2 separate regions of the Mus musculus genome follow, and region 1 is linked to region 2. A link is a contact called in ENCODE Hi-C or POLR2A ChIA-PET data. All regions are on one chromosome and are shown on one strand. Each heading gives the region's core, a stretch centred on a gene start or an enhancer-like site at or near the end of the contact. The rest is flanking DNA. Distances are from core to core; before and after follow the strand shown. Region 1 holds the start of Frk (fyn-related kinase). Region 2 holds the start of Nt5dc1 (5'-nucleotidase domain containing 1).

Region 1 (5,104 bases), core at 2,036-4,535, 65 kb after region 2:
GTTAAATTTACAGTGGCTACTAGGAGCAGGGCATTCAGAGCCAGAAAAGTCTCAGAGGAAGGGAAGTTTGTTTTGGCTGGGATGCCCAGTAAGGCCTTTAAGGAAGTAATAGGAATTTATTCAGACTTTGAAATGCAGACCAGCATCTTCTGGGAGGAGAAGGAATGCTGAGAAAAGAATGTCAGAGGAGACAGAACTAGATGTAGCAACAGATAAGGCTTACTGGGAGCCTCAATAAAGCAATTTGGTTGAGCTGGAGGACTAATGCAGGGATGTAATGGAGCGGGATGATGTCGAAAGGCCATGTCTGATAAAGTCCAGATAAAGTGTACATTCCTCAGCTTTGATTCCAAGCCATATTTTTTTTCAGGCAGTGAGGATCTGCTGAAAGTTACTGTGCAACAGACAAACTTTACTAATGTTCTTTGGAAGCTTGGTATAGGGATTAGAGGGGACAGTTGCCAGAGGAAGGAAAGCTGGTCTGGGCAGCTGGTTCAGTAAGGGTCTAAAATCAGAGAGATAACTTCAAAAATCCTTATGTTGAGGCCATTTTCACCCTCCAGACTCTCTTTCACTTTGTGCAGGTATTTCAAAAGTGTGGTTTCACCTCAAACCCATTAAACCCATTTCCCACCTCCTATACTTCTCCTCCTTTCCTTTTTGTCCTCACCCTCTCTGCCCTTTCCCCCTCTCCATATGCATCTCTCACTTTCCATTCTTGTGAACTAAGTCATTCACAAATATTCTACTACTTACATTGGAGACATTCTGAGAAGCATCAAAGGTTCAGAAAACAGGGTTTTAGTCTGAGAAAGCAAATACTAAGGGAACCAAGAGGGGCTCACTGAGAAGCCAAGTAAAAGTTGGTGTCAGACATCAGCAGGGCACAAAGTACTAACCTATTATGTTAGAGAAGATGCCACTCAAGCCAATGTGGAAAAATGACAAGGAAATAAGTCATGGGGGGGAGGGGTGAGCGGAGGAAGGCTGTGTCATAGTAGGGAATGTGGACTCTGTTTTCAGGAGCTATTGGTAGCAAGCAGATTTGGGAATTGATAACAGGAGTGAAAGACCATGACATTGGGGGAGTTATGGGGCTTTGTTTGTTTTGAGTTTAGTTTTCATTCCAAATACGCTGAAGGCTGCTGGAGAGTTTAGCCTTCACGATGCATTAGGTCTATCTATCTACCTCTCTCTCTCTCTCTCTCTCTCTCTCTCTCTCTCTCTCTACCTATTTGTTTATTGAGTTGACAAAACCAAGGATTTATATTTTCCGGGTCTGCAGGGTATTCACTACTCATGGTTCAACTGACTGGTGGCTCTGGCCGCTTGGGCAAGTCACCTAACCTGTCTCAGCCTCAGTTTTTTTCTCAAAACAAAACAGAATTACATAGCTCCTTCATAGACCTTGTTCTTTAAATACTGAATCATTTACAACATTCCTAGTGTGGTTCTGGGAACACAGAAAACCCTTGAATGCCGATACATATGGCTGCTGTGCTCTTGCCAGTCCCTGGCCATTCACCTCAGGATTCAGGCAAGCCGGAGATGAATGACCGGGAGTAAGAGAGGCCATTGAAGACTGTGGAATTTTCTATTTCCTGTTCAGTGACCAGTTGTCATTCAGATGGAGTTTGTGTGTTTGTTTCTTTGTTTTGTTTTTTTGTGTGGAATAAATGAAAAGAAGGCTGAGCAGACATAGGTGACTGACTTGCTGAAAGCAGCCAGAGAAGGTGTCAAAGACACCTGTCAGGCATCAAGCTTGGGTGCCCAGGAGAGTTCCACTGTCACCGACGTGAAAAAATCTTCTCACACTGGGTCAGGTTCCCAGGCCACTGCTTTCCTGACATCCTTGGGTTGTTGGTGCTATTTAAGTCTCTTCACCTCCTCAGGGGATGGGATGGGCTGTTTGTCACTGTCATTTCCCACAATGTTTTGACCTAGTCACAGTGAAGGTATATTTAAATTTAGGGTAGCAAGGCTGGGTGTGGTGGGGCACACCTTTAATCCCAGCATTCGGGAGGCAGGAGGCAGGCAGATTTTGAGTTCGAGGCCAGGCTGGTCTACAAAGTGAGTTCCAGGACAGCCAGGGCTATACAGAAAAACCCTGTCTCGAAAAAACCAAAAACCAAAACCAAAAACAAACAAACAAACAAAAATTTAGAATAGCAAAGGGTTTGGAGTCTTAAATCCACTTAAAGTTGAGTTTGGGTCCACCTGTGCTTAGTAGACCTTCTCATTCTTTCTGTTTCTACATCATGTAGATGTCCCAGGAAAGACCACAGCATCTGTAAGCCATGTTTAAAGAAATCAAGAAGATACCACACTTTCACAGTTCATGGTGTTTGGTACAGAATATTTGTTATGATTCATTGGTATCATGATCACTATTTTCATTTCTGTGTAAAATAAGGAATTACACGTGCAGTCTGTTTTAGGTCTCATGGTATTAAAATAAAACAAAATATGTCTCAGAATTTGGCTTTATGTGTGTGTGTGTGTGTGTGTGTGTGTGTGTGTGAGCCATGTGTGATGGATATGTGTCTATGTATGGGTGTACATATATGTGGAAGACAAAGAACATTGCGGCCTGCTTTGTCATTTGCAACCTTATTTCCCTTAAGAAATGGTCCCCTCCCGAGGTTGCCTGTTTCCATTTTTTTCTGCTGGCCCTCAGTGCTGCAGTCCCAGAATGTCTATCTTAACCTGAGCCTGAGTTGTTCTGAGGTCTCACCACAACCCCACGGAGTCAGCATGACTATGGACCTGAAGTCCAACTTGAAGAGACAGCATCTCTACAAATGCTCTTATCAGCCTGCCACCTGTTTCTCCTGTGTGTGCTTGGGTACACGTGCTACAGAAATAGCGATGTAAGGGGTCAGGAATGAGATGTCTCTGTGGGAAAAAGCAGCCTTTCGGGTTCTCAGCATTTTGCCCAGCTGCTTTGCTACTCTTTTTTTTTTCACCAGAAACTTCTGAGGCTATTAAAATCTATTCCTAGTGATTAAAAAAAAAAATGGTAGGGACTCAAAGGCTCTTTTTCAATTGCCACATGTCTGGCAGATCCTACCTAAACACCCAGTTTTCTCCTTTTAAAATTTTCTCTACCAGTATCAAAACAATCCTACTCATATTTGTGAGGAAATAAATCTCTGCCTTGCATTCTGTGTAGGGAATATAGCAAGACAGATAGCCATCTGGGCTAGCCTGTTTCTCTGGGTTTTGGCTGCTTTAAGAATCTGGCTTCTTGGTAAGGGGGCTGGTCTATCCTGGGTGTGGGAGGAGGGAGCGGGAAAGCTGACCTGGGAGTTCCTTTTAGATCAGACAAAAAGAAACCAGGAAGTTAGGAGGAATTATTACAGTCTGTACAGCTCAGGATGTTAAAGGCGATAACCTCCACGGCCTGGTTATTCATTAGCAAGAAGGAAAGCTCCGGAGAGAGCAGAACTCTCTCAGCTGCAGGCTTGAAGCAGGGTGAGAGCAGCTGGAGCAGGCCGGGCTGGGAGCTTGTTCCTGGAGTTAGTCTCTCTCTAACTTTTTCCGGGGACAGAGGGAGAGGTGGCTGTTCTTTGTTCTCAAATGTCCCTCTAAATAAAACCCTTTTTATTTTACTTATTGTTCGGTGCCCAGGCAGTCAGGAAGAAGCACCTTCCCACTGGACCTCCAGCTCAGTCCTCTCTTGGTTTTGCCTCAGGGCAGCAGCTACAAACAGAAAGCCAGCTGTGAGTGTCTTGGCCAAGCCCAGATCTGCCGGAGAGAGGAGAGATCCGAAGCGGGAGGTATGGTGAGTTGCAGCTGATTTGGAAGCTGCCTGGTGGAGGACCGTGGCTCTGTACAGCTTGTGGGGAGAGGACTATCCTCTCCTACAACTACTAAGCTAGAACAACACCATGGGCAGCGTCTGTGTGAGACTCTGGGCATACCTGCAGCCTTTTCTCCCGTGCTGGTCTCAAGAGGCAGACAAGTCAGTAGTAATTGAGAATCCAGGGGCCTTCTGTCCCCCAGAGGCTCCCAGGTCACAAGAGCCCGAGAGAAGCCATGGCCAGTATTTTGTGGCTCTGTTTGATTACCAAGCACGTACTGCAGAGGACCTGAGCTTCCGTGCCGGCGACAAACTCCAAGTCTTGGACACTTCGCATGAGGGCTGGTGGTTGGCCAGACATTTGGAGAAGAAGGGAACCGGCTTAGGTCAGCAGCTACAGGGCTACATTCCTTCCAATTACGTGGCGGAGGACCGGAGTCTCCAGGCAGAGCCGTGAGTAGCACCGGCCATACTTTTTTCTTGATTCTTTCGGGGTTGGATACTGAACTCTGACTCTCCTTCCTTCCTATCCACGGACTCTCATTCACAGATCGGTCCAGTGTATGGAAAGGCATTCTAGAAGCTGTTAATTGAAGCATGTCTTTCTCGCAAAGTGAGAGAGAACTGCTAAAATGACTTTGATTATAGTGGGCACACCTATGGTCCATCTAATACTCTCCCTCTGCCTCACTTTCAATAGAACTACATTTTCATTTACGGGCAGCTATAGTCTCTCCTAAACCTACTTTCAAATCTAAAATCGGAGGCTATTTGTTTAGTTAGTGTAAACTTTCCAAGCATTCCAAACTAATGCTACAAATCCTGCAGTTGACCACAACCATTTCCATTATGGTAGGCTCACAAGTGGGCTAATTTACAAAGACAACAAAACAACTACACAGTAGTAGTTTTTTTTTTTTTTTTTTTTTTCCTGGTGAAATCATAACAGAGAAAACTTTCTTGGTGTTCCTAGATCCTGAGGTATATTCAAATTACGAAAATAGCTTTTGGTTTTTAGGATTAAAAAGTGGCCAGGTATAGACAGCAAATTTTAAGAAGAAAAATCACGGAGATATTTCTTTCAATACTAGACTAAGATTTCATCCTGAAAAAGTGATTTTAGAAGGGGGGCCGATGATGAACACATCTAATTATTGCTTTTTGCCTCAGTTCTAGTTATCTGTCTCTGATCGTGGAGGTTAAACAATGATCTAACCTTGTAAGAAATGGACTACAAAAGGTTGTTTAATACATCTTACAGACGGAAATGTCCCTGCAAGCTCAGGTTCTGAAACTTTTTCT
Region 2 (5,818 bases), core at 1,129-3,628:
AGAGAGAACAAGCTAGACACAGGTGAACACAGAACACGTTAGAGAATGAGAAGGAGCCAGCTAAGAACATACTGCCAAAGTTAGTCTGAGGCCAGGCAGGGCATTCAGTTAGAGGCCTAGAGAAAGGCCAGATGGAAGCAGTCGGTTTGGAGAGGAGTTTTGAGCCAGAACAGTTAAGTTGAACCAGCCAGCTAAAGCTCAGAAAGAGCTAGAAAGCAGTAAGTCTCAGAGACTAAACCTTCTAGGCCTCGATAAGATTGTACATAGGCTAGAACCTTCCAAGACTAGGCCTAGACTAGCAGATGAAGCCAACAATGACGTGAGGGGAGCAAAAGCTACTTTTACATACATACACCATACCAAAAAGGGGGAAAAAAAGTGACTGTGTCATCATATTCAGTTAATTCCAACCACATCGTAAATCACTAAGCCCAGTATGCTCAAGACATAGAAAACACTGTTTTCTGTAACTCAGAAGACAGAGGCTCTCGGGGGCTGGGGGTGGGGGAGTCCAAAGAGTAACTAGAATATATAAAGCTTCTGCTGAGCATTTGGAGAAGTAAGGTTTAAAGAAATTGTAAGTGGTGACACAAAAGGCTTCCTAGGAGGGAAGAGAAGGACGGCGGTGGGAGGGTGATTTCATAATTTAAGTACTTAAGATGAGACCCCACATGATGAAGAGACACTGAATGGAAGGGAAGAGACCCTCCCTCCGGGACAGGCAATAGCAAGCCTTGGCAAATACTCCTCTCCCCCATAAGAATGCAAAAGAACTTTACATCGTCTTTCTGGTAACAGGTTGCTAACCACAGAGAGGCTCCTACTTGTGTGTGGTTGATGTGTGTCCCTAACTATGTCCTGGTGTTCAGCACTCGGTGAGACTTAGGATTTCTATACCAAGCATAACCAAGATTCACCAGGGTATCGTTTTCAGCCTTTAATCAGCACTGCGATTCAAAACTTGCAGTAGAGTATCTTCTGAATCTTCTATCCTAAAATGTGTATGCTCACACACGCACAAAACTGGCTTTTTAACATGACAGAGGTTAAACAACATTCTCCATGAACGACAGTGAATACAGATGAAGGGCATAAGATGAACCAGACTGGAATCTGAACGCCGTGGAAGGAAAGAAATTAGCACCCAGAGAACACTCTGAAAGAGTAGCCAAAGGACCAAGACTTAAATGTCTTTAAACTATGAGAAAGGAAATGAGATCTGTGCAACTGGCAAGCAAAACAGAGCCCCAGCAGGGACACACACCTTTTTTTTTTTTTAAAGCATCTGTATGCTTGAAAACACACCGGAGTGATTCAGGAGCCTCATTTTTGATTTTGGAGAATCTGACCAACTGGGGCACTGACAGGACTACACTGACTGTGGTCTGCACTAGTGATGTGGTGGGTGCTAACCGTAATAGCAAACAATCGGCTGCACACTTAATCCTCGAAAGGTTAATTGAGAAGGAACCCAGATTATTTGCCCAGTGTCACAGGGCTAGGCACTTGGTGCCAGGGTCCCGAACCAGGGACTTTGACTGCAGAGTCCTGCTTAGACTTCTCACTGTGATATTCTTAATTCTTTAGTTTCTTGTGAACCCAAAGGGTCAGAGAAAGCAGGGCGATTAAGATGAGGGTATAAGCCTACAAATAAAGCAATCTAATCCCCTCATATTCTGGGTAGATTCTGTTGAGATTACAACTTTATTTAAAACGCACAGATCAAGTAGTACGTGCACAATAAATGCTTGTTTTCTTCTCTTGGTAAAGACAAAAGGAGGTCTAAGATGTTAACGACTTCTCCCAGTGTTTCTCACAATACTATTTATTATACAGTCTCTCCCTGTATGAAATACTTAAACTCTGACAGGTGATTACTTGGGTGTGCAAAAGGAAAGATGCAGCCATGTTTTCTTGAAGTTCAAAACAAGTGGCTGTACCCACTCAGCTGGTGCCCAGAGGAGTTGGAAAAAATAATAGGGCCTGGGATCAACAAATGACACACAAAGCCCCTGACCCCGCTTTTTCAGGGTTCTACAAGTCGGCTTCCCGGCTCGGTCTTGCGCTATCTTCTGCCCCTGGCTTCCTCCTCAAGACCGCAGAACCCCTGAAAGTACACTTCCGCCCAGCGGCCGGGGACCTACGACACTCTACACAGCCGCCTTTAGAGGCTGTCCGTGCCACTCACCCGGGCGCTCTCGGGCAGGTTGTAGCGGCACAGCGTGTGGTCGAGATCGAAGCCGACCACGTCGCAGGCGCCCAGGGAGAAGTGCTGAGCCATGGCAGGGCAGCGGCGGGTAACGCAGACCGGAAGGCCGGTAGAGCATGCGAGAAGTTGCCGGGACTCTACAAGCGTAACTCGCAGGCAGGACGCGGAGCGGGGCGGGGCTTGACGGGGCGGGGCTTGACGGGGCGGAGCTTGGCGGGGCGGAGGCTTATATAAGACAGACGGGCGGGGCGTGGTCTGGTCGGGAGGAGCTAGTCAAGTAGGGCGGGTTCTGAGCACACTCCCGCGTCTCCAAGTCAGTGGCCTGTCTGCCTCCTGGATCGCCCCAGTTTTGCTGGCTGGTTCAGGCCAGTTCCACGGCTTGCTTCCAGCTAGTACAGTGCAGCAGGAGCTAAAATGCTCAACTAGGACCCTGCTAGCCAATGTCCTTAATGTAGCTTAAGGTTTCACAGAATTAGTGGGAATTCTCGTTCATTTTTCAGGCGCCACACTACTAAATGATACCAGTGAAACCTCATCCCTTGAGGCTTGAGTGTGGGAGCAGTGTGTGAGAAAATTATGAGCACAAATAACTGTTGGACCCTGTGATGGTTTGTATATTCTTGGACTAGGGAGTGACACCATTTGGAGGTGTGGCCTTGTTGGAATAGGTGTGACCAGGTTGGAATAGGTGTGTCACTGTGGGCGTGGGCATAAGATCCTCACCCTAGTTGCCTGGAAGTCAGTCTTCCACTAGCAGCCTTTGGATGAAGACATAGAACGCTCAGCTCTGCCTGCACCATGCCTGCCTGGATGCTGCCATGCTCCCACCTTGATGATAATGGACTGAACCTCTGTACCTGTAAGCCAGCCCCAATTAAATGTTGTTTTTTATAAGACTTGCCTTGGTCATGGTGTCTGTTCACAGCAGTAAAACTCTGACTAATACAGACCCCTTTAGCATACAGTTTGGTAAGTGGACTTTGAAAGTTGAATCAACAGCTTTATTACTCTATAGTTTGGTAATAAGACATGAAAGACATTCCTGGCATCATTTCAGCCATTGGAATGCATTAAAAAATATATTACGTATTATGGAAGACCACCTTACCAAAAACACCAAGGCTGGTTGTATTAGTCAGGGTTCTCTAAAGACACAGAACTTATGGAATGAGTTCTCTATATATTAAAGGAATGTATTGTGATGACTTATAGTCTGTAGTTCAACTCACCGAGCATTGGTCAACTGTTAATAGGAATTCGAAGAGTTTGGTAGTTGCTCCGTCCCGTGAGGCTAGTTGTTTGAACTGGTCTTCTGTAGAAGTAGGTCTTGTGAGACTAGGCTGGGGCCTAGCAAACACAGAAGTGGATGCTCACAGTCAGCTATTGGATGGATCACAAAGCCCCCAATGGAGGAGCTAGAGAACATATCCAAGGAGCTAAAGGGATCTACAACCCTATAGGTGGAACAACAATATGAACTAACCAGTACCCCGGAGCTCTTGACTCTAGCTGCATATGTATCAAAAGATGGCCTAGTCGGCCATCACTGGAAAGAGAGGCCTATTGGACACGCAAACTTTATATGCCCCAGTACAGGGGAATGCCAGGGCCCAAAAATGGGAATGGGTGGGTAGGGAAGTGTGTGTGTGTGGGGGGTATGGGGGATAGCATTCTAAATGTAATTGAGGAAAATACGTAGTAATAAAAAATATTAATAAAAAAGAAAAAGAAAAAGAGTGAATCTTCCTTCTTCCAATGTCCCTGGGTAGGCTTCTATGAGAAAGTGTGGCTCAGATTAAAGGTGCATACCACCATGCCTGGATCTAGGACTTGCTTTGTCCCAGGCTGACCTTGAATCCAGATATCACCTTGCCTCAGTCTCCTGGGATTAAAGGCCTGTACTACCTTGCCTGAGCCTAAGCTTTTCACGGTCATCATGTCTCAAGATCTCCATGACAAGAGCCAGATCAGAAACTTGTGTCTTCCAGCCTCAAAATCTGGATCACAGGTGAGCCCTCCAGTTCTGGATTGTAGTTCATTTCGGATATAGTCAAGCTAACAACCAGGAAATAGCCCATTACACTGGTGGTTATTTGATTATCCTGCTTTTAATTGAGTTTTTCTATGAAGACATCAAAAATGTCATTGATGAATGGAATTCATCAAAAAAAAAAAAAAAGTTTTGTACCCAGAACTTTTGTGAGCAGGCAGTACAGAGTGGTAGGAGTGATGATTTGCCTGATTCAGGATTACACTATTTTAGATTCAGAAAACTCAATACAGTTGGGACAAAGGATGTCAGAACCATTTAACTTTCAGCCTCTGCATGTGAAAAAACAAGTATATTAAGTCTTTTTTTGTCTCATACTTCTCCATTTAAATGAGAAAATACAAATCTTCATACTGTTACTCTAAATTAAAAAAAAAACTTTTCTCTAGTGAGAAAGAGCAATTGAAATGGCATAATGATATAAATAGTTGAGAATTTCACTTAACCCTTACAGATACTAACTCTTAGAAGGTAAATAGACCAAATTAGTTCTGTTAATTATAGTTCAATGGATAGTGCAATTAGTTAGGGTGCTTGCTTATAATACCTAATGGACTCATTTGAAATCACATTGACAACTTTTCTGTTATAATGAGCCTCAAACAAATCTGGAATAGGAACAGGAGAAAGTCCTCTAGAAAATTGAGCGTGTCAGTAATCAGAGATTAAAGACCACTGAGATCCTCCATTCTTTACTGTCTGTGAAGAGAAAAGGCAGGCTTTTTTGTAGCTCACACTGATGTAGGAAACTGGGGTCCATGAGTGTAAAAGTAGGGTCCTTGAAGAGGTCAGGGCATCCTAGCTTCAGAAGGGCTTGAACTCAAGAATTATGGTGTCACAAAGTCACAGGTAAACAAAACTTTCACAGAATTAGTAGCTCTGGGTTCTTGACTCTCAAATTCAGAGAAAGAAGATAGGAGGGTGAGTTGAGAAAGGAGTTTTAGTCCAGAAATGTAGATGGGAGCTTAAAATAGAAGAAGAAAGAGAAGAAGGAGGAGGAGGAGGACGAGGAGGAGAAGGAGAAGGAGAAGGAGAAGGAGGAGAAGGAGAAGGAAGAAGAAGAAGAAGAAGAAGAAGAAGAAGAAGAAGAAGAAGAAGAAGAAGAAGAAGAAGAAGAAGAAGAAGAAGAAGAAGAAGGTGGCAGAGTCCCTGTGTAACTGGAGCAAGTCCCAGGATGGAGAATCAACAAGGGAATTCCTACAGTTCTGATGGCAGAAGCTGGATCTGGCCTGGGAAGGCCATTGCTTGGTCCATTTGCCTCGCCCCCTTGACCTATCCAGGAACTGCTCAGTTCTAGCTACACCATCATTTACAGTGTCCAGGCAGTGGTGCTCATCCACATAGTACAGAGACGAGACAGAAAAGGAACCAGAGGTCCCTTGTGCATTCCTAGCCTCTGTGTGAAGAGAATCAAAGACATTTTTACACCTGGCTAGGGACAAAAGTCTTTTGAAGTCCTTGCTTGACTAGCTTTTGTCCCTTGTTCTTATCAACGAACATTCCCTTATTAGTTTTAGTGGAAGCACTGACCTCCATAATGCTTTTGTGAATCTAAAGTA

What was found. Hi-C counts contacts between places; a loop is a spot of excess contacts on that map. ChIA-PET counts read pairs that join two places held with the same protein, here RNA polymerase II (POLR2A).
Region 1: a loop to region 2 is called in a map of gastrocnemius, with 9 times the contacts of the local background. The contact joins the promoter of Frk here to the promoter of Nt5dc1 in region 2. A Hi-C loop is called at or near these places in 1 of 37 maps with a recorded cell type or tissue (gastrocnemius). POLR2A ChIA-PET finds 5 or more read pairs at or near these places in 3 of 5 experiments (Patski and embryonic stem cell).

Annotation. Positions count from the first base shown.
Region 1 is chr10:34,480,115-34,485,218 of GRCm38, forward strand. Frk (fyn-related kinase) reads left to right here and starts at 3,286. Exons shown (of 9, transcript NM_010237.3): 1 at 3,286-3,474; 2 at 3,631-4,255. The coding sequence starts at 3,891.
Region 2 is chr10:34,416,173-34,421,990 of GRCm38, forward strand. Nt5dc1 (5'-nucleotidase domain containing 1) reads right to left here and starts at 2,379. Exons shown (of 12, transcript NM_176968.5): 1 at 2,189-2,379. The coding sequence starts at 2,281.